Regions from separate parts of the Homo sapiens genome. Here region 2 is linked to region 1. A link is an interaction called in ENCODE POLR2A ChIA-PET data of the cell type or tissue named here. Cell type or tissue: OCI-LY7. All regions are shown on one strand.

The links. ChIA-PET counts read pairs that join two places held together with the same protein. Peaks named below come from ENCODE experiments on the same cell type or tissue, not always from the same donor. Only the 100,000 strongest peaks of a DNase experiment are listed, where the experiment ranks them.
Region 2: POLR2A ChIA-PET joins it to region 1 with 6 read pairs; 9 of 35 experiments call an interaction of 5 or more read pairs at or near these places.

The regions. Positions count from the first base shown.
Region 1 is chr2:224,543,927-224,548,926 of GRCh38, forward strand. The region is part of intron 2 of CUL3 (cullin 3); the gene reads right to left. Among named protein-coding and RNA genes, the nearest start is that of CUL3, 39 kb to the right of the region's middle. In OCI-LY7, no CTCF peak of the experiment used is centred here; no DNase peak of the experiment used is centred here; H3K4me3 peaks cover 1,210 bases; H3K27ac peaks cover 2,213 bases.
Region 2 is chr2:224,470,514-224,475,513 of GRCh38, forward strand. CUL3 (cullin 3) reads right to left here. Exons shown (of 16, transcript NM_003590.5): 16 at 1-3,863. The coding sequence ends at 3,732. Among named protein-coding and RNA genes, the nearest start is that of FAM124B, 71 kb to the left of the region's middle. In OCI-LY7, no CTCF peak of the experiment used is centred here; no DNase peak of the experiment used is centred here.

The sequences.
Region 1 (5,000 bases):
GTGAGCCGAGATCATGCCACTACACTCCAGCTAGGGTGACAGAGTGAGACCCCTCCCATTTCAAAAAAAAAAAGAAAAAAGTTTCAGATTTTGGATTTTTGGATTAGGGATACTCAACCTCTTTGCAGACAACTGCCCAGGGAAGTCACTAACTAAGGGCTCTGAGCAAGTCACCTAACCTATCTAGTCTGTAGCACCTCTTTACCTGTGATGTGACTATGGTTGATTAGATCAATGACATCATGTTCCACTGCAATGCCTTACTTAGCACCACTGCAGAAAAGACTTCATTTCCCCTTATTAAATATGATTTATAATAGTTTTGTATGATTTTTTAAATTGGGGCTTCTATTTTAAAATAATTGACAGCCACTGGATGCCTGCTATCTTTCTGGCTCTAAATTCCAAAACATGTTGCCTGTTTCATCTGTTAAAGACAGCATAATACAAAAGCATGCAACATTTACTATGACCTACAAAAATAGCACTTAATGCCATAACTTCTTCAATCACTTTATTAACGATGGATAAGTTGCTTTTAGTTTTTTACCATTATAAGTAATGTTACAAAAACATTCTTACATATACAAAAAAAGTTAAAAAATAAAAATAAAAATAGCATTTAAATTTCCACTTAAAACATACTTTTTTCAGTCCTGCATTAATCACATGTGGTCTAGGGGTTTGTCACTTTATAAATTTTGCCAGTTACATGAATTTTAGTCTTCCAAGGAATGCCATTAAATAATTCTTAAAGATTTCAAAATTTTTCCACCTTATCATACCACAGTGGTATGACACAAACCTATCAATAAAAGTGGCTTACTAGATAAAGTGAATCCCAATGGGAGACAAGCCATAAGGTATAGAGGACAGCTGACAGAACTGTTTGAGAAAAAAGCTTCATGGCTCTTTCCCTCACCCTGAGAATTCCTGATCTAAAAGGTTAAAAAGAAACACTGCAATGTTCTGCTATTTTTACAGAAGTCATATACAAAAATAGGGGCAGGTCAGGAATAAGGACACTTGCTTTCCTTTCCTCTAAAGGATAGAATTTCTGAATGACTGGAAGGAACTCTTACCTCATATTTTGAGGAATTCTTAATGCAGTCAAACTCCAATTATTTGTACAACTAATATAAATTTGGTTAACAGATGTTGCTGTTATAATACATATAGCAATCTTAAGATTTCTGTATCTCAAACAAGCTTCTACTAAGGCCAAGATAATTAATTTTAAGTTTTGTAGGTATTTTAAACTTTCCAAGAATTAACTAATGATGAGATTCCTGAATAATATAAAATTCACTATCCTTTTCATACAGTAGACTGTGTTATTCTCATTATTTTTAATTAACTTTAATAATTAAGATGGCAATAGTGATCAGAAAAATTATACCAGTATCCTTAAAAAAACAGTAAGATAGCCACTGTAGGGAAAAAATTTTCTCCATTGCTGCCAGAAGATTCCTCATTAAGTAATTTTCTAACGTACATAGTAATGTAACTTAACAGCATTTCACAAAAAGCACACTATTCTCAATTTCAAAATCAAATTCATTCTCAGTGGAAATATTCCCCATTCTTACTCTTTGCTTTAAGTGTCCAAAATGAAGCTCTTAAAGAAATCAGGTCCTATTATCAGATATCAACCACTCATTCAAAAGTATACAAAGTATTTCCCCAGACTGACAATTCATGTATTTATGTTTGCTTCCAGCAGGCAAAACAGGGTGCTTGGCACTATGGGGGATACAAGACACTTTCAGCCACTTTATAATCTCTGAGGGAGAGGGGAGAAGGGGGAGCCTAATATTAGCATTCAAATGACCTCAATACAAAGTAGAATACAATAAATAGCACTACGGAAAAGTTACAAAGTTCAAAGAAGGAACACAGAACAGGTGTTAGGACAATACACTTTCACAATTTCATACATAAAGATAATTTGCTACGTGTTGAAGCAAATACTATTTTAAAAATCACATAAAATTTGACATTTTTAAAAAAGGCATTCTTAGTTCAAATATGCTTTTAAACTGGTCTTAAAATAGTATGACTTAGAAAAATCAGGATTTCTCAATCAGTACAAAATACTACTATGAAAAATGATAGCTTTTTACTTACTGGTTGGAAAGGAATGCAGAAAGAAAAATGACAGTACACCACAGAAAAACACCACTATGACTTATCGTTTGTAAAGTATACTATTCCCAATGGTTAAGATATACATTAAAAGCTATTATTATAGCATTAGTATCATGGTTAAACTTAGTAACAGGCACACTGACAGAATTAATCAGGAAAACATACACAAAGCATGACAACAAAGCTACCAGTATTTTTGTTCTCGAGTACGATGGAAAAAACCACCATGGTTTCTCAAGATAACATGATCTGGTTCTAAGCCGACAGACAGACTTCAATCTCAAAAAAACAGAAGCATATAGCCCGATAATCACCTGTGTTTTTAAATGGTTGTCAGATTTAGTAATTAACTCGAGTAGGGAGAGGTATTACCCCACACAGAGAAAAAAAAAATGGATCTCAGCTATTTGTGGCTATGAACCAAGGTGGTTTCCATTTTGACTGCTGGTAGTATTCTCAAAGATTCATTTCAACAGACAACTGAGTGCCAACCACATGCAAAGAGGAGACACAAAGATAAATGAACAGGTCCTCCTTCATTTATTCACTTAGTAACAGAAGAATATCACTAAAAAATACAACAGAAATAGGATGGGGGGGGGTACTTGCCCTCAAAGTACAGTCTACCTAACAACTTAAGCAGAATAGCTGATACTTAACATGGGCAAACTTGTTAAAACAACACTTTTAAGCCTCCTCTCCCCTAACATCATTTCTCTTCCATCCCTTTCAATGTAGAAACCATTCAATTTCCAATGTCCTTCATATCCCACGGTTGCTGTTTTCCTGACTCTCTAATAATCCCTTTTCCACACACTATCCCCGACAAGTCTCTGTCTCTTTTGGGATTATGCTATTTATATTTAGGTCACTATCCCCATATCATACCCATTAACAGTTTTCACACCTAGCTCACAGTCTCTTCTCACTCCTGTCACCACCATCCCAAAAAGCATAATGGGTTGAGTACTTCCAGCAACTTTTAAGTTAAACATCAAGACAAGATAGCATGAAAACTAAAGATGAGCAAGCAGCAACAAGGAACTGAAAATGGCACTCATCCTAAATGCCTGACTACATCTTCTCCACTGCAGTCAGCCTTTCTAAGGATTAAAAAGCAATGGCTCCCACCACCAACAGAAAAACACTCAAATCCCCTACAATGGTTTTCAAAATCTAGCCCAACCCACTTTACTATCCTCATTTCCTACAAAAACATTCGAAGATGCTTTTGTTCATCCTTATGAACAACATGTTCACCTTCCATCTATACTGATCTATCTCACTACGCTCATACCTACCTGCCATTTTTCTCATTCAACTTTCTCTCCTTGTTATCTACCGGGACAGTATTTTGGCTTTGCTCACATGATGAATCTTGAGTAATGCTTTAAGTATAATCAAAAGTGACCTCCTCTTTCTACCTTGCCCTGAATTCCTCAGGCAAAGTAACTCCCCCTCAAATCTGATTACCTCGCTAAAATTATGGGATTCTTGCTGGCAAGAATCATGTCTTATTTATTTTTGGGTGGCTGAAACATAGGAGAAACTCAATCTCTGTGGGCCTCTGAAATGAATCTGAATTTGCTAAGGAAAATCTTATTCCCAAGTGTTTCTATCAATATTCTTAACTCACTGCAGTCATTATATATTGTATATATATATGCCATTAAAAACATTAATTTTAATGTTTTCCATTAGATTAATTAATATTTGCCTAGAAAGGGAAAAGCACTCCAAAAGCTTTATTATAAAAGGAAGTCTGTTTAATTGACATAAAGAAGAGTCCACAGTTTACCTTAAAGTTACCAACTTCATGTTCACATAAATATCTTAACTTACTTACAAACAAATATAAAATTTAAAACTGGTTCTTCTTCCCCATCTAGAAATAGGGAGAAAAATATATTGAAAAAGTAGTTCACACAGAGACAGCATTTTCAGCAAATAAGACCCTAGGTACAAAAGATAAATGGTGAGGAATTATTTGTTCTACAAAAAGACATTGCAGTTTACAAAGAAATTCAAAAAAGAAAGTCACTTGAAACTTGAAACCATGTCCCCTTCAAGGCTGCAATTTCCCCACTGGTAAAACAAAAGTGCTTAGAACAGATTATGACTACAAAGCGTAGATCCAAGTATGTAAGTCTAAAACGTAACTTCCACAAAGGCAGGAATCTTTCCTTGATATAGTACAAATGCTCACACCAGAGCCTTGCTCAACAGGCGGTTTTCTGAATAAAGGAAAGGTGAGCAGGATGAAGCTCCTCTTATTCTGGCTTCCTCCCATTCAATCGGAGTAAGATATTATTTGAAGAATAGGACATACGGATAGAAAAACTTTGAAAACCACTAGAATAAATGTTCTTTCCAATAATAACTAAAAAGATAAGTTAATTTTAAATGTTAACTTTTTTTTGTTCAGCTATTTTTCTAAGAAACCAACTTTCAAAGTTCAATAATTTTTATAGGTTCATTTATGAGGTTACCATGTTATTTGATTATTACTATGGAGTATTAAAGATGAAGAAATTAAGCATAAGGTAAATCTAAGAAAACTGCTAAGCATTACAAAATTGAGATAATAAAGCTCTTCCCATATTAAAACTAAAGTTTCTCCCCTGACTTCAAGAAAATTAAAAATTGAGGCCAGGCACAATGGCTCACGCCTGTAGTCCCAGCACTTTGGGAGGCGGATGGATCACTTGAGCCCTGGAGTTCGAGACCAGCCTGGGCAACATGGTGGAAACCTTGTTTCTACAAAAAAATATACAAAAATTTAGCCAGGCATGGTGGCACGTGCCGGTAGCCCAGCTATGTAGGAGGCTGAAGTGAGAGAATCACCACAGCCT
Region 2 (5,000 bases), 73 kb before region 1:
CTCTTCTTCCTTCTGGCTAATTTGACATAGGAAAGGCACACAAAGGAAAACATTTTGTAAAACTGTAGATTTGAATTTAAGGTACATGCCTATCTGTGGTACCCACTTAAGTATGTAAAACTTTCTCTAAGATTGTAGGAGACAAAGCGCCTATTTTCTTTTCAATGGACACATTCCAGAATAGCAGCAATCACCTTCCCTGTTTTCCTTCCTACCAAAAGTTGGTATCAGCAAATAATGTAAAGCTAACAAAAATGTGCAAAATTCCATATTGCAATGCTTCATGTATTAACTTTAGTTTGTCACATTACTATTCATGTGAATGAGGTACAAAATAAATGAAAATTTTTTAATATGGAAAATCATGTCAATTTGTAACATGGAATATGGATAGGATTAAACCTAGGTCCAACTCCTGGCTCTGCCATTTCCTGCTAGCAACCTTGGACAACACTGGTATAATGACAGTTATGTCACATAAAGCCAATATGACAACTAAATGAATGAATATACATAAAATATTCAGAATAGTATCTGGCATATGATAAGCACTTAAATGTTAACATTTCTAATTATTTCTGCTTTGAGGACTAGAAATGACTTCTAATTTTGCTGACCTGAAATGTTTTAACATTCGTATTTACAGAATGCAAAATACTATGCAACATATAGTAAAATACATGACCTACAATTGATATGCAACAGCTTTCCTTCCAAGATTGACACAATATACCATATACTCTATAAAAAATTATTCTATGAAAGTCTTAAGTTACAGTAGACAGGCAAAGATAAAAATCTTTAACACTAGTTACTGAAAATGAGTATCTTAAACTGTAAACATTAAAACTGCTTTCCAAATTAAGGAATTAAATAATATTTAGAAACCTAAGATGATGCCAGTGTACTAGTCTTCTAGAGATGTAGGCATAATCTTAAAACTGGTTCTAGGCCTTTTCTGCTACCCAACATATCCGGTGAACAAAACATCAACAGTGCTTCACTATGAGAAGGATTCTTACAGAGAAGGCCTATCATCAGCATCTTGGGGGTTTGATAGTACATAATTACAATGCTACACAGGTGACTCTAGCATACCTTTAGAAAGGCATGCATCTCTTCCCCCATTCCCTTTTTAAGTTCACTGACATAAAGAATCCTTGCAATCACAACCACTTTTTGTGAGGCTGTGCGTTCCCTAATTGCAATGAATTTTCAGTCTTTAAATAATGTTAACGATTCAAAATAAACACTGTCCTGGACTTGATAATGAAGGCAGAGAATTACACTTTAACAGTTACTGAAGAGATGACATGATTTTTGCAGTTGAAAAACTATGTATCCACCCTCCTTAAAAGTCTTCTAATAAATCACCAAAATTTCTCTGCACCAACAGGATGGAATGGTTAGGATGCATTTTTCTTTCAAATTAAAGCATTAAAAACTGAGAAAAAATAGCATCTGTGACCTCTTGCTAAAAAGAAAGCAATGTTAAATGTATTTTGTTATAACCTTTATGACCTAAAATAATACTTATGCAGTCAAACATATAAACATTTTGTGTGACCAGTTTTTTCAGTGCAGCATCACATCGCCAGCAATCTCCAACCATTCAACTGCAATTCAGAAATGTTTTAATGTATTTAGAAGCATAAATATCAAACCTGTGCTCCAAAGTTAACAAGTATGTCTCTAAACTCTAGATCTGATTTTTACAGCCACACTTGAGACAATGACGTAAACTTAAACTTTACTTTTAATGGCTTAAACTAGCACTAAAATGTTTAATGTCTCACTTAGGAGATTTCAAATAAAGTTTTTACATCGCTCATGTTTACTAACTCGACAATCTGAGCTGTCCTGTTTTCCCAGGTGTTAAATATCATTTAACTGGGAAATGAAAGCAATAAAAAAATTCTCAAACATGAACTACCATTACTTTCCTATAAACATCTTACCATTATAGAAAATTTCCAATTATGTCAAAATCAGAAGGTGAAACCCTTAGCTTTCCATGTTACACCTGACTTAGTACTACTCAAGTATGGTAAAAGTGTCCTGAGAATAATGTTCACAATACTTTTCATTGGCATCTTAATTGCATCATGTAGAAGTGGAAAATGTAGAGATAAAGAGCACAAGGCTTGTAATTCTACAGTACAGATGGAGACAAAATTGCAATAAAAGCATATTTGCAAGTCTAAAAGGAAAATTATAACCCAAGACGCATGGGGAAAAATATTTATGTGGAGTTTTTAATCCATATTAGAATTCAGTTGTTGTAACTTGACCATAAATTTAAACAGAAACCATCTTCTGAGACATACATTCTAATAAATGTATCAACAGTACTGATAGTCAACGAAGGGTCAATTTAAACTTATTAGTAACATTTCATTTTTCTATCCAACAGAAATCTATAGTGGTTTGCCCCATTACATATCTGAAACATTGTCTTATGAAAACAAAATGAAACAAAATTAAATAAAATTGAAGATAAAAATACTCTGGAAGCACAGGATATCTGACAAGAATCTTCAGCACAAAGCACATGTTTGAAAACGTGAAACGATGACTCTTTGGAGGACAATAGCTAAATATCCAAGAATCATCAGGTTTGAGAAATATTGCTTAATCACTTTCCAAAACACAGCTGCAAGAATTGAAGATTTCATTAAAACTATCAAGGTCATCATATTTATTGCATCTTTAGATTGCATTTTGAAACAGAAAATTAATAGTGCACCACAGCTTCACCAAAATATATATTTAGGGGCAGGGAGGACCTAGGGTATTTATAAACAAAGTATAGACTGTATGTGCTTTTCAGAGGGGCTGAATTAAATATAACCAGCTGCCAACTTTGTGCTCTGACATACTTGAATTAGTGGGTATGTGTATACTAAATTCATTATTTTTGTCTACAATAAATGAAATAAAAACACCACCCTATACAATCCACTATTAGCAGTGAGTACAACAGCAAAAAAATTATTGTACAATTTACACATACTAAAATACTTTCTTTCTCTAGAAATAACTCAGAACAAAACCTAATCATTATAAGACTTAATTTGGGAAATCTCAAATTACAACAGGGAGAAACCAAATCAGGATGTGTACTTGAGCCCAAAACAAAGGTTCCTGGTCATAAGGCTAGAAGATGAGTAAGTGCAAGTGGTAGAATACAGCATGCTCAAATTGTATGCTTGGGTCTTTGTATATTTATCAAACCTTTAAAATTAAATAAGACTAGCTAAAGAAATGTCTTCAGAGCAAGATAACTGGGAAATCTGCATTTCTTTTGCCATTTTTGTTACCCAACTTACACAATGCGCAAAGTGCTAAGCAACACTACAAAACACATTTACATCAACACTGAAGACCTGGGGAAATGAAATCCAACAATTTTATTGTAATGAGCTGTATTTTCTAAATTTCTCTTTTATTTTCCTGTTTTCATACAGTAAAGAAAACAAAACGCAGCACATTCACATTTTCCCGAGGAACTGTAAAGATGATCTCTACAGGGATAAACGTTGTAAAGCCTGAAGCTCAATCAACTGATGTTGGAAACTCTCAAAGGGAGTAAAGGCTTGATCTCAATGGTCTAGAACATGTACTGTAATTTAATAGAAGAGATGGTCGTCTTAATATTTAATGATTTAAAAGAACTTCCCAGTCCATGCGAAGAGTACAGTCCAAGAATAAATCAAATTTCTGAACGCATTTTATGCTACATATGTGTATACTTTGCGATCCTCAGGTGTTCGTGCCAAATATTCTCTCTCAATAAGTCCTTCAATACGTTTCTTAATAACAACTGGACTTGGTAAGAATCGCGCCTTCAACTGCTGAGTTACCTAAAAAAGAAAGTAGATAGTATTTTTATATAAACACATAAAAATTCGTATCTTTGAACAGAACTGATATGTCATTTTAACACTCAGAGACTGAACTTTACTAACTGGATTACCAAAGATAAAAGCACAGAAACTTTAAAAAGGTTCTGTTTGAAAATGTAATATTATGGTTACAACACACTTCCTCAAATCAGAATGTGAATGCTAAAGTGGATAGCAGTTGAATAATTGAATTAGTTGGAATTACAGTAGTGTGAGCATATGCCACCTATAGTTTAACCGTTTTGATGCTGTTATCTACTGAATTCTGAGTTATACTCAAAACTCACAGAACTTGGGTAGCCTATGTATTAAAGAACACAAACTCCGGACTCAGAGTACCTGGATAAACTCAGCTCTACCACTACTAGCTCTGGGACCTTGGCCCACTGGTGTGTACACTAAATGTGTTAACAGATGTAACGCCTTAGAATAAAGAATAATGCTGCCCAATCATAGTAAGTGCTTCTGTTGGTTTTTTCCAAGTACTATCAGGATTCTAAGTACTGTGCTATATATAATAATAAAATAATAACTAAAGCAGCAGTCATAGTCTGTCTATGCACTATTCATCTGTCATTTTGCATGTATGAGTTTATTTAATTTATTTTTTCTTTTTTGAGATCGAGTCTTGCTCTGTTGCCCAGGCTGGAGTGCAGCGGCGCAATCTCCGCTCACTGCAAGCTCCGCCTCCCAGGTTCCCACCATTCTCCTGCCTCAGCCTCCTGAGTAGCTGGGACTACAGGCGCCCACCACCACACCCGGCTAATTTTTTGTACTTTTAGTAGAGACGGGGTTTCATCATGTTAGCCAGGATGGTCTCGATCTCCTGACCTTGTGATCTGCCTGCCTCGGCCTCCCAAAGTGCTGGGATTACAGGCGTGAGCCACCGTGCCCGGCCTATTTAATGTTCTTAACCCTGCAAAATAAGTTGTCTCATTTTACAAACGAGGAAAATAAAGCCGGAGAAGAAAACTGACATCAACAAGTAGTAAATAACAGAGCCAACAGAGATGAATCTAAACCTTTCTGACCTCAAAGTCCATGTTCTTTGCTCTAATGCATCCATGAGCCAGCTTTGCTTTTACTCTTGTTGAT